2 separate regions of the Homo sapiens genome follow, and region 2 is linked to region 1. A link is an interaction called in ENCODE POLR2A ChIA-PET data of the cell type or tissue named here. Cell type or tissue: PC-9. All regions are shown on one strand. Links, peaks and the distances in the headings refer to the core of each region. The heading gives the core; the rest is flanking DNA. Region 1 overlaps COL9A2 (collagen type IX alpha 2 chain). Region 2 has its middle 20 kb from the start of RLF.

What was found. Peaks named below come from ENCODE experiments on the same cell type or tissue, not always from the same donor. Only the 100,000 strongest peaks of a DNase experiment are listed, where the experiment ranks them.
Region 2: POLR2A ChIA-PET joins it to region 1 with 10 read pairs; 18 of 35 experiments call an interaction of 5 or more read pairs at or near these places.

Annotation. Positions count from the first base shown.
Region 1 is chr1:40,303,860-40,310,140 of GRCh38, forward strand. COL9A2 (collagen type IX alpha 2 chain) reads right to left here. Exons shown (of 32, transcript NM_001852.4): 15 at 6,252-6,281; 16 at 6,079-6,132; 17 at 4,333-4,386; 18 at 3,844-3,897; 19 at 3,587-3,640; 20 at 2,284-2,328; 21 at 1,856-1,909; 22 at 935-988; 23 at 617-670; 24 at 461-532; 25 at 205-240; 26 at 69-113. Among named protein-coding and RNA genes, the nearest start is that of COL9A2, 10 kb to the right of the region's middle. In PC-9, for the core only: a CTCF peak has its summit at 1,874; DNase peaks (open chromatin) are centred at 1,152, 1,422, 1,742 and 2,652; H3K4me3 peaks cover 780 bases; H3K27ac peaks cover 2,416 bases.
Region 2 is chr1:40,137,273-40,146,260 of GRCh38, forward strand. No RefSeq gene overlaps it. Among named protein-coding and RNA genes, the nearest start is that of RLF, 20 kb to the right of the region's middle. RefSeq lists an enhancer at 6,706-6,805. In PC-9, for the core only: no CTCF peak of the experiment used is centred there; DNase peaks (open chromatin) are centred at 4,779 and 5,109; H3K4me3 peaks cover 1,005 bases; H3K27ac peaks cover 1,970 bases.

The sequences.
Region 1 (6,281 bases), core at 366-2,865:
GGTCACGAAGCCGCGGGGACCCCGGGGCCAGCCGCCGCTCCCCGCCCTTCCCTAGGCCGCGCGCTCACCTTCTCGCCTTTCTCTCCGGGGAGGCCGGCCACCCCTGGGTCACCCTGCAGAGAGAACCACGGGTCAGACGCGCGGTGGCGGCGGGGACGCAGAGCAGGGTTGGGGGTCGCTGGGAACAGGGGTGCTGGAACTCACCACTTTGCCGCGGGGCCCGGTCTTCCCTGGGGAGCCCTGGAGAAAGCGGGCAGTGAGGGGTTTGGCGAGCTCCCCCCTCCACGGGGTCCCCCACCTAACTTTCGGCCACACCCCTCTTTCCAACTCCGCCTCGCCGACCAGACCAGAACCCTGAGATCCGCAGGTTTGGAGGCTCCGGAAGGATCTGAGTCCTGCCGACCCCACTCCCCCTGTTATAGGGCCCCTTTCCCAGGTGTTTCCCAGCCCCATCTGGCACCTTGTCTCCTTTGACGCCTGGCAAGCCTTGGGGCCCTGGAATTCCGGGGGGGCCCTGCTCCCCCTTAGGGCCCTGAGGAGAAAAGAAACCAAAGGAATAAATGGAATGAGGGGCCTGGATATGACGCCCTGCCCACCTTAGCTGGCCTGCACTCACCTGCCTTCCCTGAGGGCCTGGTTGCCCCACTGGACCCCTCTCGCCTTGGTCACCCTGAAATGGAAAGAGAAGGTCACAACCTCAGCAGCTCTCAGCAGGGGTAGCCTCCCGCACCGAGGCCTGGCACCGCATGGTCAGGGTGCCCTCCATTCCTGCTGTCACTGGCAGGGGGTCCTTTCTCCACTTGGCAGACCAGCAAAGCAAACCTAGGCCCTGCCTGGGGAGGCATCTCACGGGCTGCACGGAGCAGATGCTGTATCCAGCAGTGCCAGCTGCCGCAGAGGCCCCCGGGGAGGGGCCATTGTGCCAGGCACTTACCTTCTGTCCCATGATGCCCTGGGGACCAATTTCTCCTCGAGGCCCTGGCTCTCCCTGGAGGAAGGAGAAATTGGGGCTAAGCGTTTGACCTGGTGGAACCCACCCTTCCACACCTGGCCAGCCCCTCCCTACCCTGGGTCTCAGCTAATTTGCTTCATCAGGGAAGGTTTCCCAGACCACCTGTTCCATGGTTTTGGGTCCCTGTAGTTTTCTTTCAAAGGACCCAACACAATTTGAATTACTTATCATGTGATCATTTCTTTCTTTCTTTTTTTTTTTTTTTTTTTTTTTTGAGAGGGAGTCTTGCTCTGTCACCCAGGCTGGAATGCAGTGGCGCGATCTCCGCTCACTGCAAGCTCCGCCTCCCGGGTTCATGCCATTCTCCTGCCTCAGCCTCCAGAGTAGCTGGGACTACAGGTGCCTGCCACCGCCCCAGGCTAATTTTTTGTATTTTTAGTAGAGACGGGGTTTCACCGCGGTCTGGATCTCCTGACCTCGTGATCCACCCGCCTCAGCCTCCCAAAATGCTGGGATTACAGGCGTGAGCCACCGCGCCCGGCGTGATCATTTATTTCATGTCTATTTCTTCCATTAAACTATACCCTCCATATGAAGAGGAGACTCATAGTTGCAAGTGTTTAGTGAATGTTTATGCAATGAATAAATGAACGAACAACTCTGCCTGTTGGATTCCCAGCCCATCAACTTGGCCATCTAGGAAAGTCACACTCCAGAACAGAGCCAGTCCCCACCCTCCCTGCAATGTACATAGGGAAACAGGCCCAGGGAGGAGAAAGAGCTTCCCTGAATCATTGGGTCAGGGCAGAGCCAGACTAACTCGGAGCTCTCCCTAGGTTAGGGCTCCACCCCATGGCCTCACCCTAAAGCAGGAACCCTTGTGTCAGTGCAGGGGGCATTTACCTCTTTCCCAGGGGGACCAGAGAATCCAGGAAGGCCCTGCGGGCCCGGCTCACCCTGCAGGAAAACAGTTCTCAGGTCAGTCTGGGTGGCCCAGTCAGGCCCTTGGCCTCAGGGAAACCCAACGAAGCCTAAACAGAGCCTGGAACCAGATGAGCTGGGACGGGGGAGAGGGTATTCTTGGTTCAATCCTCTTGGCTCCTGATTTTCCTGTTTGTTTCTCCTCTGGATTTTAAGCCATGCCATCCTATCTGCACTGAGGCAGGCTGAGGAGTGCATGATGGGTGGGAGGTGGCAGGAGGGAGGTGGTTAGGCCCAAGGGGCTTATGTTCTGGCTGAGCCTCTGAGACTTGGCTGAGGCCTGGGCCTTGCTGTCTTCCTGGCCCCAGACTTCCTTGCTCAATTCTGTCCCCAGCTTGGGATCGCCTCACCTGGTCTCCAGGGCCTCCTTTTGTCCCAGGCTGGCCTGGCACACCCTGCAGAAAGAAGTTGAAGTCAGTTTCTGCCCTGGCATGAGGGAGCCCCATGCACCTGCTGCTTTGCTTCCCATCCCCAATCCAGATTTCCCCCACCTGTGGGAGCTGAACAACAGAAGGTCCAGCCACGGCATGATGAACTTAACTGTACATTCCCACAGTGGTGGCAGAGGAGTGGGGCACAGAGAATGGCCTGTCTTCCAGGACCTGGGGTCTACGTGGAAGAGATGGATATGTGCTCTCAGGTGCCTGAGCCCATGTGAGTGCACGCAGGAACACAAGTCTGCATGTGTGCACAGAAACAGGTTTGGCCACTCAGTACCCCCACAGGGAGGGAGGGCAGGCTCCCATGGACTGGACTCCAGGAGGTATGGAATGGAGATGGCCCTGAACGATAAGAAGGCACAAAGAGACCAGAAAGGGCATTTCAAACAGAGGGACCAGCAAAGGCCTAAAGGTGTGGAGGCAGAAAAGCCAAGGCCTGTTGAGAAGGGAAAGGACAGAGAGGGGCCATTGCTGATATGGCAGGAGGGGCAGGTTGGGGTCAGATTATGGTGGTCATTGAATGGTAAGATGAGCCATGAAGACAAAGATTGCATCTGTCCTATTTATAATTGTTTACCTGCCACTTAGTATACCTCAGATACTCAATAACTATTTTTTTTTTTTTTTTTTGAGATGGAGTCTTGCTCTGTTACCCAGGCTGGAGTGCAGTGGTGTAATCTTGGCTCAGTGCAACCTCCGCCTCCTGGGCTCAAGCAATTCTCCTGCCTCAGCCTCCTGAGTAGCTGAGATTACAGGCATGAGCCGCCACGCCCAGCTAATTTTTGTATTTTTAGTAGAGACGGGGTGTCACCACATTGGCCAGGCTGGTTTTGAACTCCTGACCTCAAGTGATCCACTCAGCTGAGCCTCCTGAAGTGCTGGGATTATAGGCATGAGCCACTGCACCCGACCTCAATAACTACTTATTGAAGGACTGGACTGAATGACTTTTTCCTGGAGGCGGTGGGGAGCCATGGAAGGTGCTATAGTGCAGAAATGGTCAGATCCCATTTAGCCAACATGGAGGACTGGAATGGCCAAAGAGAAGGCTAGAGTAATTGTCCAAGTAATGAAGCCTTCGCCAGGCCAGGGGCCACAGAGTTGGTAACAAGGCAAGAGGTGGTGATTGAGCAAGAGCCCCGGGTGTGTGTGGATTCTAACCTCATCAGCCACTAGCCCCTGGCCAGCCCCTGTGGCTCCACCTGACACTTACCGCTAGGCCCTGGTGGCCTGGACTTCCGGGCTGTCCCGCCTGTCCTGCACTGCCCTGGGATAGACAGATAACCAAAGATACAAATTAAAGCTCCAGCCAGAGGGCCATGGCTTCTACCCAGATGCAGGTAGGGAAACTGAGATCCAGAGGCAAGAAAGGGCATGTCCATGACCTGAGGACCCCAGGCTCTTGGTGTCTAGAATCCAGGACTCAAGGTCCTGCCCCTGCCCCAGTCCCATCAGCAGCCCCACTCCTACCTTCATGCCAGGCGTGCCTGGGGTCCCATCCTTGCCGTTGATGCCTGGGGGGCCCTACCCAGGAGGAAAGTTCAAGGGAGAGTGATAATGCGGAGATGTCTGGGGTCTGGCCACCCACCCCTGTTCCTCTGAGACAGCTGCAGTGTGCAGGGAGGGAGTGGCTCTGGTCATCCCAGGAAGCCCCACTGGCCAACTGGGGGAGGGGAGTTGAAGTGGGAAGGGGATGAGGGTCACGGAACACAGTCCTTCCCTAGTGTGGAGGGTGGTGTCCCCGACTGCTGCAAGCTCCCCATGACCTCCCGTATGTCATCACCCCTGTTTACAGGTGAAGAAACTGAGGCACAGAAAGGGAGGCATTTCCTGAGGTTATGGAGCCAGCCCACCAGTTGCAGAGTTCAGACTAGCATCCCAGGCTTCTCTTCTGGGGGTTTGGACAAAGCAGCTGGGCCCTGGCCTCTGTCCTGGTGGGCCTAGGCCTCTGGCACCTACCGTTGCTCCTTTCGGGCCTGTGATCCCCTGGGGTCCACGAATACCTGGGCTGCCCTGCAAAGCGGAGAGAGATCAGGTCACCCTCAGGATGTTGGGCCCCTGTCTGGCTGTGCAGAGAGGGGAACCACTGAGAACAGTGGCCTCTAGGTCCCAGAGTTCCTCTGGCACAGGCCACACCATGCAGGGGCCGGAGGAGAGAGCCTTGGGAGTACCCTTCCTGCCCTGGCACCAGCAGGAGGGAGGAGAAGTCAGTGCCAGGAGGCCAGGCTGGGCTGAGCCAGAGCAGGGGTGGGAGCCAGAATCCACTGAGACCTTGGCCAAGGCCCCACAATCCACTCAGCCAAAGGAACACAACAACCGAATGCAGTGTGTGGATGCTGTGTGAGTCTTGATTTGAACAAGAACCAGGAAAAGACATTTTTGAGATAATTGGGAAAAACTGAACAGAGACTGGCCATTAGATGATGTTAGGGAGTACTTGTTTATTTTGTCAGTTGTGATAATGTGATTATGTGAGAATGAGTGCTTATTGTTTAGAGATATGTACAAAAGTATCTAGGGCTGAGATGATAGGATGTTAAGGATTTACTTGAAAACATCAGAGCAAAGCAATAACAAAATCAAAGGAAGGAGGGGTCTGGGGGATAGAGGACACAAGACTGACAAAATGTTAATAACTGAATTGGAACCTGTGATAGGTACATGGGGATTCTTTATATCACTCTCACTGGTTTTCTGTATAGTTAAAAAATTGCATTAAAAAACTAGATATTGCTGGGCGTGTTGGCTCACACCTGTAATCCCAGCACTTTGGGAGGCCGAGGCAGGTGGATCACCTGAGGTCAGGAGTTCGAGACCAGCCTAACATGGTGAAACCCTGTCTCTACTAAAAATACAAAATTAGCTGAGCATGGTGGCGCATGCCTGTAATCCCAGCCACTTGGGTGGCTGAGGCAAGAGAATCTCTTGAACCAGGGAGGCGGAGGTTGCAGTGAGCCGAGATCGCACCATGCACTCCAGCCTGGGCAACAAGAATAAAACTCCATCTCAAAAACAAAACAAAACAAAACAACTAGATGATCTCTGCTGTCTAATAGAAAAATAAAAGTATAAGAATTTTTTAATTTTTAAAAAGAAAAGAAAATAATTTAAAAAACTAAATAATAATAACAGTTAACTGTGTTTTCTGCTCCATTTTTCTGTAAACTTAAAACCGCTTCCCCCAACAGGTCTATTAATTGGGAAAAAAAAAAAAAAAGAGTTAAGAGAACTGGGATCGAGACCAAATCCCATTAGCCCCATGGCTGATTTGCTGGAATCTCATTGTCTGGCCCCAGTGACCATGGGACTGGATCCCAGGGCTTCGCCTAAAGTCTGAATTTGGGCTGACTGGGCTCTTGGCACAGATGGTCCTCCCCAGCAGGTCACCCACTTGGGCAGACACACACACACTCACTCACACACACATACATACACTCACAGTCACACACACACACTCAGAGATATCCTCACACACTCACATACACATACTACACACACTCACAGACAGCCTCACACATACACACTGTACACATACACTCATATACACACAGTCTACACACACACACACTACACACTCACACACACTACACATTCACACTCACGCACACACTCATGCACTCTCACACACACAGCCTTAGGGGGTGCCTTGTCCTGCCCAGTACTCCCCAGGGGTCCTGACTGAACAATGGGTGCCTGAGGACTCACCTCGTCACCCTTCTCCCCAGCTCGGCCTGGCGGTCCCCTAGGACCTTCCTCACCCTGGCAAGAAAGACAAGCAGGAATCCAGGTCACACAGGCTCAGGGGGAGCCATGCCCACTCTGTGGCTGTAGCTGTAGGAGCTCCAGCCTCAGGGGTAGGGGAGCAAAAAGAGGCTTACCGGTGGCCCAGTGGCACCGATAGCGCCCAC
Region 2 (8,988 bases), core at 3,766-6,265, 160 kb before region 1:
AACAAAAGTGAAAATAGATAAAACTATGCTCTAGGCTGGGCGCTGTGGCTCACGCCTGTAATCCCAGCAATTTGGGAGGCCGAGGCGGGCGGATCACCTGAGGTTGGGAGTTCAAGACCAGCCTGACCAACATAGAGAAACCCTGTCTCTGCTAAAAATACAAAATTTAGCCAGGTGTGGTGGTGGGCGCCTGTAATCCCAGTTACTCAGGAGGCTGAGATGGGAGAATCGCTTGAGCCTGGGAGGCGGAGGTTGCAGTGAGCTGAGATCGTGCCATTGCACTCCAGCCCGGGCAACAAGAGTGAAACTGTCTCAAAAAACAAACAAACAATGCTCTAAAGGACACAATCAGGGTAAAAAGGCAACCCACAGAATGAGAGAAAATAATTGCACTCCTATATCTGATAAGGGGTTAATATCCAGAATATACAGAGAGTTCTCACAGCAAAACAAACAACCCAATTAAAAATTGGGCAAATAAGCTGGGCACAGTGGCTCACGCCTGTAATTCCAGCACTTTGGGAGGTTGAGGCAGGAGGATCATGAGGTCAGGAGATCGAGACCATCCTGGCTAGCACAGTGAAACTTTGTCTCTACTAAAAATGCAAAAAAATTAACCAGGCATGGTGACGTGCACCTGTAATCCCAGCTACATGGGAGGCTGAGGCAGGAGAATTGCTTGAACTGGGAGGTGGAGGTTGCAGTGAGCTGAGATCACACCACTGCACTCCAGCCTGGGCAACAGAGCAAGACTCCGTCGCAAAAAAAAAAAACAAAAAAAACAAAAAGGGCAAAGAGCTTGAATAGTTATTTCTCCAAAGAAGATATGCACATGGCCAAAAAGCACATGCAAAGATGTTTGACATCACTAATCATTAGGGAAACGCAAATCAAAACAACGAGCTACAATCTCATACGCATTAGGATGGCCACTATCAAAAATATGAAGAAAATAACAAGTTTTGGTGAGGATGTGGAGAAATCAGAATCCTTGTGTACTGTTGATGGGAATGAAAAATGGTGCAGCTGTTGGCTGGGCGCGGTGGCTCACACCTGTAATTCCGGCACTTTGGGAGGCCAAGGCGGGTGGATCACCTGAGGTCAGGAGTTTGAAACCAGCCTGGTCAACATGGTGAAACCCCATCTCTACTAAAAATACAAAAATTAGCTGGTCGTGGTGGCGGGTGCCTGTAATCCCAGCTACTCGGGAGGCTGAGGCAGGAGAATCACTTGAACCCGGGAGGCGGAGGTTGCAGTGAGCCAGCATCACGCCATTGTACTCCAGCCTGGGCAACAAGAGCAAAACTCTGTCTCAAAAAAAAAAAAAAAAAAAAAGAAAGAAAAGAAAAGAAAAGAGAGAAAAATGGTGCAGCTGCTATGGAAAACAGTATGGCAGTTCCTCAAAAAATTAAACATAAAATTTTCATATGATCCAGCACTGATACTTCTGGGTATATATCCAAAAGAATTGAAGGCAAGGTCTTGAAGAGTTATTTGTACACCCATGTTCAGAGCAGCATTATTCACAATAGCTGAAACATGGAAGCAACCCAAATGTCCATCAACAGATGAATGGATAAGCAAAATAGGATATATCCATACAATGGAATATTATTCCACCTTAAAAAGGAAGGAAATCCTGACATATGCTATACCATGGATGTAGCACCTTGACAACATTACGCTAAGCCAGTCACAAAAAGACAAATACTGTATGATTCCACCTATATCAGGTACTTAGTAGTCAAATTTATAGACAGAAAGTTGAATAGTGGTTGTTAGGGGCTGGGGAGAAGGGAAATGGGGAGTTGTTTAATGGGTATAGAGTTTTAGATTGCAAGATAAGAGTTTTGGAGATTGGTTGCACAACAATGCAGATGTACTTAACACTATTGAACTATATGCTTAAAAACGGACAGGTTGGTAAATTTTATTTTATGTATATTTTGCCACAATTAAAAAATGGTTTTGAATAATTTCACACTTAGAAAAGATTTGCAAGATTAGTACAGAGAATCCTGAAGAATCTCCACCAGAGGCATTTTATCATATTTGCCTCCTTATCTCTTTATTTCTCTCTCTCTCTTTCCATATATATATACACACACACACACACACACACACACACACACACACACACATAAATATACACGAATTTACACCTAGTAGTTTTAGCATCCATTAATGATTCTTGCCTGGATTATTACTATAATGGCCACCAAATAGAGATTTTCCTATGTCCATTGTTTCTTCTACATTTATTACTTGAATTCTATAGTAAAGTATCATTTCCTTTCCCGTATCCTCTTTTTTTTTTTTTTTTTTTTTTGAGACCAAGTCTTGCTCTGTTGCCCAGGCTGCAGTGTAGTGGCGAGATCTTGGCTCACTACAACCTCCGCCATCCAGATTCAAAAGATTCTCATGCCTCAGTCTCCTGAGTAGCTGCGACTACAGGTGCACGCTGCCACACCCAGCTAATTTTTGTAATTTTAGTAGAAATGGGATTTCACCATGCTGGCCAGGCTGGTCTCAAACTCCTGACCTTAAGTGATCTGCCTGCCTCAGCCTCCCAAAGTGCTGTGATTACAGGCATGAGCCACTGGACCTGGTCTCCTGTATCCTTTTTAATTAATTTTTTATTTATATTAGTGTGGGCTTAAGGATTCCCAATTTATTCAATAAGTTATAATTCCTTACAATCATAATTTACTTTGATGACTAGATTGTCCCTGATTTGGCCAGTGGGAGCCTCTTTACACTGGCTCCTGTGTTCTTTTGACATTTCTCATCTGTATTAGTTTGCTATGCCTGCTGTAACAGTGTACCACAAACTCGGTGGCTTAAAACAGCTGCAGTTCTCATGGTTCTGAAGTCCAGACATTCAAAATCAACTTCACTGGGCCCAAATCAGGAATATTAACACGGCCATGCTTCCTCTGGGCTCTAGGGGAGAATTCGTTCCTTGCCTCTCCCAGCTTCCAGCTGGCACTTGGCTTGTGGCTGCACCACTCCAGTCTCTGCCTCCTGCCTTCTCCTTTTGCGTAATCTCTCTCTGCCTCTCTCTTACAAGGATACTTGTGTTTGCATTTAAAGTCCACTTGAATAATCCAAGACAATCTCCCCATCTCAAGTTCCTTGATCATATCTCTAAAGATCCTTTTTCTGTATATGATAATATTTACAGATTCCAGAGATTAGAGCTTCAGGGGCCATTACTTAGCTTACTACATCCTCATTCTTTGAATACTTCCTTTCTTCCTGAACCAGTAAGATTTTTCACTGCCCTAGTCATGAAATCAGCCATTTCTCTAAGAACTTTTGGTTTCTTTTTAGTGAAGAATGATACTTGGAAGTCAAGATGTAGATGCTAGGTGCACTCATTGCTATGGGTGTGTCGGTCTTGCAAGTCCTTTCAGTAGGACAAGGAAACAAGATATCAACTAGGAAAAATATGTCTGGACACACACACACACAATCATACGTATGATGTACATTCCGAAGTACTGTAGTGGAGTTGGCTCATATGGACTTGCAAAAGCTGCTTGTTAAATATTCAGGAACTTTGCGGGTGGCTGTGAAACTAGTATTATTTCATGCTGGGAGTATTTACACCGTGGAAATCAGCAAATGCTACAAATTAGTGTGTTTTGAAAAACCAAAAAGCCACTATACATATCATAAACACACACATCTACTCTTCTGTCTCTCTTTGTATATCATATATAATATTCACACACACACACACCCTATAGGCTCACACCTCTGACTCTAATTACAGGGTTTGTTCTAGTCTTTCCCCTTTTCATACTTATTGTCTCCAAGAGTAAGAAACCTGGCTCTCACTATTCTCAATATATTTTCTTATTTGCTCAATCTCCTGACCACATGGGCCATCTCCTTGGCCCCATTCTTACTGACCCTGACCTTGAGCTGCAGGCTTTGCCATGACCCTGCCATTCCTGACCATGAGAACCATTTATTTGGCTCTGAACCTAGTTGTCCTGACCTTGTAAGCTACTACCTCAGCCCCAGACCTGCCAGCCCAGATCACCAGAGTCTCCTTGGCCCAGGCTCCACCAGCCCTAAACTCACTTAAACAACTCTTGGCCCCAGCCCTACACATTTTCTTGTTTGTCTATTCTTCCAATTAAAAACGCCCACTTCGTCATTGTTTTTAACTGCCTGATGTTGAGTGGTCAATTTGATTTTTTCACATGGTTGGGTTAAAGACAGGGTTGCCAGATAAAATACAGGATGACCAGTTAAGTTGAATATGGGACATACATACTTATATTTAAAAATTATTTATTGTTTATGTAACTCCAAACTTAACTGGATGCCTTGTGGTTTTATTTGCTAAATCTGGCAATGCTAGTTAGAACTACAAATAAGTGGCCAGGCGCAGTGGCTCACGCCTGTAATCCCAACACTTTAGGAGGCTGAGGTGGGCAGATCACCTGAGGTCAGGAGTTCGAGGCCAGCCTGGCCAACAAGGTGAAATCCTGTCTCCACTAAAAATACAAAAATTAGCTGGGCGTGGTGGCAGGTGCCTGTAACCCCAGCTACTCGGGAGGCTGAGGCAGGAAGAACTGCTTGAACCCGGGAGGTAGAGGTTGCAGTGAGCTGAGATTGTGCCACTGCATTCCAGCCTGGGCAACAGAGCGAGATTCTGTCTCAAAAAAAAAAAAAAAAAAAAAAGAACTACAAGTAAGCATCCTTTAATCCTTCTAATCAGTCCCTGGGTCATCTGAAATACTATACTCAAGTCTGTAACCAAAGACCTCCCTGCACACAATGGGCTCCCAGTGCTTCCTGTACCAAGACCTATTACCTCATACCTCGACAGTCCCACTTTCTGTGCAATAACTTTTCCCCACCCCTGGCCTGCTCAAACTGTTTTTGCTCCCCTCCAAACAACAATCAGAGTTGTAGACAACACAGTTTAGTATACAACTAGAGCATTTGGTTTACTAATTAGCTCTTGTATTTTTATCTTGGAATACTCATAAAAGAGATAAGGCAGCCTCATCAATCCTCCAGGAAGCTTTCCCTTGCTAGATGCCAGTAGTCTCCACACCACAGCATTCTTTTCATTTCTTTCCCATTGTTCTTACCATCTTATATTGCAAACCATCTGTTTAATAGGTTTTGTTATGGACTCATCTACAGGGTAGAATGTTAAGTGTTTGTTTGTTTGTTTGTTTGTTTAAAGGAGGAAAACTCAGAGACAGTAAAGCTACCATACACAAAGCTAACAATACACATACCATATAAAAATTCTGCTTGTATGTAAGTAGAATGCCTCTGAATGGCTGTAGAATAAACTGTTTTCAGTGGTTGCTTTCAACCAAGAGACAGGGGTGGGAGGGAGACTGATTTTTACTATTATTTGTACAGATTTTTTCAAAACCAAATACATATTTTAATTATTCAAGAATATTTAATTTTTTAAGGAGAAATTATATGTTTATGTGTGTGTCTTCCTCATAAGACAGTTAGCTGCTGTTTGAGGTCAGGAACCAGTTCTATTTCAGTTTGTATTCCAAGAGCCCAGCTCTGTGTCCAGGTCAGAGTTATAATATGGGTTCTTACGCTCTTTCTCTGTCTCTCTTATCTTTCCCCACTGATTCATTTCCATTGCTATTGCAGATAGTAGTCAAGTTAAATTAAAATGTATTAAATGGGCCGGGCGCGGTGGCTCACACCTGTAATCCCAGCACTTTGGGAGGCCGAGGTGGGTGGATCACGAGGTCAGGTGATTGAGACCATCTTGGCCAACATGGTGAAACCCCGTCTCTACTAAAAATACAAAAATTAGCCGGGCATGGTGGTGTGCCAGCTACTCAAGTGACTAACGCAGGAGAATCACTTGAACCTGGGAGGTGGAGGTTGCAGTGAGCCGAGATCATGCCACTGCACTCCAGCCTGGGCGACAGAGCGAGACTCTGCCTCAAAAAAAAAAAAAAAAGATATAGAACATTTCTTTCACCCCCAAAAGATTCCATTTGCCCCTTATCCATCAATTTCTACCTCACTTCTACCTCTGGCCACTGGCAACCACATAATAATTACTTTACCATTTATGAATGGATTTTAAATAGATTTAACTATACACATTTAATTTATTAATAGGATAATTTTATTACAAAACGAAAAAAGCAAAAGACTGCCTACAAGAAAGTGCATATTTGATCACATTTTTGCTCCATTTTTTTCCTGACTCTTTATTATTAGAGAATAAATTTAGCATGTAGTGTAAGAAAGGAAAGTGGAGAGGCTGCCTTACCTTCAACAATAATAGCAGTTGTCATTTATTGAGCAATTGTTATGTATCAGGTACCATATTAGCATGTTACATGACTCTTTTCTCATTTGATCCTCACAACAACCCTGAAAGGCAGGTACTTATTATTAAGGATGCTCCATTTTACATGTGACTCTGAAATACCCCTGACCTCAGCTATGGTTAACACAAATGGACTTCACCTTTAGCAATATTCTAAATCTCCGAGCTCTGGATAACCCACCACATGCTTAAGTAGCAACAAAGGCAGGCTTTGCAAACCAAGTCCCCTCCTTGATTCTCAGAAATCATTAAAACTCCCACTGCCACTGCTGCTCGAGGACTGCTGACCTTGTCAATGTCTGAGCTGCCTTCTCCAAGACCTCTTAACTTTTTGTCTGTGTCCCAACTCCTGCAGGGCTGATCTGGAGTCAACTCCTGCAGGGCTGATCTGGGGCCAACCCCTGCAGGGCTGATTTGGGGCCAACTCCCACAGGGCTGATCTGGAGCCAACTCCCACAGGGCTGATCTGGAGCCCTCCTCTCCCTCAGGTGCGTCTGAGTAGCTCACAAAGATCCTCAAACATTCCTAGGGTTTGGAGTCTGTTGTCCCAGAAACAGAAGTCCTCTAGGGGGCAGTGTGAATCAACTCATTGGGCCAACCTAATAAAGTACCTCCGCGCGAGTTAAAATTCTATTACACTTAAAGATGAACCCTGTGGCTCAGAGAGGTTAACGAACTTGGTCAAATCACCAGCTAGTCAGCAGCAGGACTAGGATTCAATCTCAGCCTGTCTGCCTCCAGAATGACTTCTTTTCATTCTGTTGAGCTATCTTCCTAACCATTCATTAGCTTAGAGGGAAAAGGACACAGCCAGTAAACAGCAATTAAATAATTGCAGAGCAACTATTCTGTGCCAGGCACTAATCTATGAAGTGAACAAAAGAGAAAAGATGTCACTTGGGAGAAATGGTGTTCTTTGGGGAAAGCCAGGTCTAAGTTAAAGCAGAGAAGAGATCGAGAATATAGGATTTTGTTGATGACAGACCATGAGTTCTATGCACTATAACCCATTCAATCACTTATGCATTCAGCAAATATTCATGTTTTTTACATCCTTGCACTGTGCTAGGCACTGAAAAATAGAGTGGGGAGCAAATAGACATGAATACTGCAAGTTTACAGTCTAGTGGAGGATTAAACAAATAAATTAATATTTAAATGTATAATTACATATTTTGGTAAGTGCTATGAAGGAAAAAAAGAACAGGATGCTAGAAGAGAGAAAATTAAGGGCCTTACTTTAAGAGATCAACCCTGAAGATTGAGAAGAAGCTGGACAAGTGAAGAATGTTCCAGATAGAGGGAAGAACAAGTACAGAGGCCCTGAAGTGAGAAAAAGTTTAGGGTTTGCTGAAGGTTAATGTAACTGGGGGCCTCTGCCATGACTGGATGATATGCCCCGTTAATTGTATTTAGTACACATAGAAGGGAGTTTCCAAGAAAAGGTGACAAATTGAGCAGACACAAAGGCAGGAAAATTATATGTTGGGGGGTGGGGTAGCAACATGTATGGGGTGCTAACAAGAAATTCTGGTGCTTTTAGGAATAGCAGGTGATAAGGCCAGGTGGTAGAACCTAATAGGCAGGCTGAAGATTTCGATTCTATTTGAAGCAAGAAGGGACTGAACAATCTTAAACAATGGAGTCAAATTTAGGAAGATGAATCTCGGGGAGCAAGGGGATGAACTAGAAGCAGGAATGCCTGTTGGGAAGCCCTTGCAATCATTCAAGCAAGAGCAAAGTAGGGCATGTCTAACGGTAGTGGTACGATGAAGGAACTGCCCCTCCCTTAAATCCAACAAATATAAAATCTCCCAAAGGGCAGAGGAAAGAAGGATTCTCCAGGGAGACTTTGGCAGGAGGGGAAAGTCTGAAATAGCATCTGTGAGATTTTTGGATTCCCATCTCCTTTGGGGGTTCTCTACCTTTGGGCCCCTAACCCTTCATCAAAATGGGAGCAACAAAGCCTCCCAGAAGGGAATGCTGAGCCCCTGGGAAAGGAACAAAATGTTCCCAGGGTCCCAGGGAGGTGATGGCAGCAAGTCCAGCCATGGGAAATGATAATCAAAATCAGCTTCTGAAGCACATCCTCTCCCTCACCTGGAAGCCACTCTCACTCTTCAAATGCTTCTCATTTGAAGACCTTTAGAGGACATTATTTTGTGTTATCTATATACTCTCATTCCCCAGGCATGGAGAAGTAGAAATGGGTAAGAGAAAATATGGGAGAAAGTTTCCTGAGCACAAATTAATAGGACTTAGAATCTAACCTGATTAGATTTGGGGGGTAGAGAAAGAAAGGATAAAAAATAACCGTGGGAGAAGCTAGGGTGTTGGAACAATGGTGGTTTAAGATCTTCTCATTCCCTTTACACCAATTGTACCCTCCCTAAGCAAACTTCCGGTGTTAATTTTGCTTCCCAAGCTGACTTTTCTGTAGAGATACCATTATATTTCTTAAGGTAAATTAGTAATTTGGGCTCTTGTGCCTTAATCACAACCTAGGTGAAATGATAGAATCAAGTTATTGAATTTGCAAATCAGAAATCCTAGCCTAATCAATCAGCTCCTTTGATGATCCACAGTATGGGTCTGTCCTCTTGATCATTTTGTCACTCACAGGACAAAGTCGTGAAAATAGA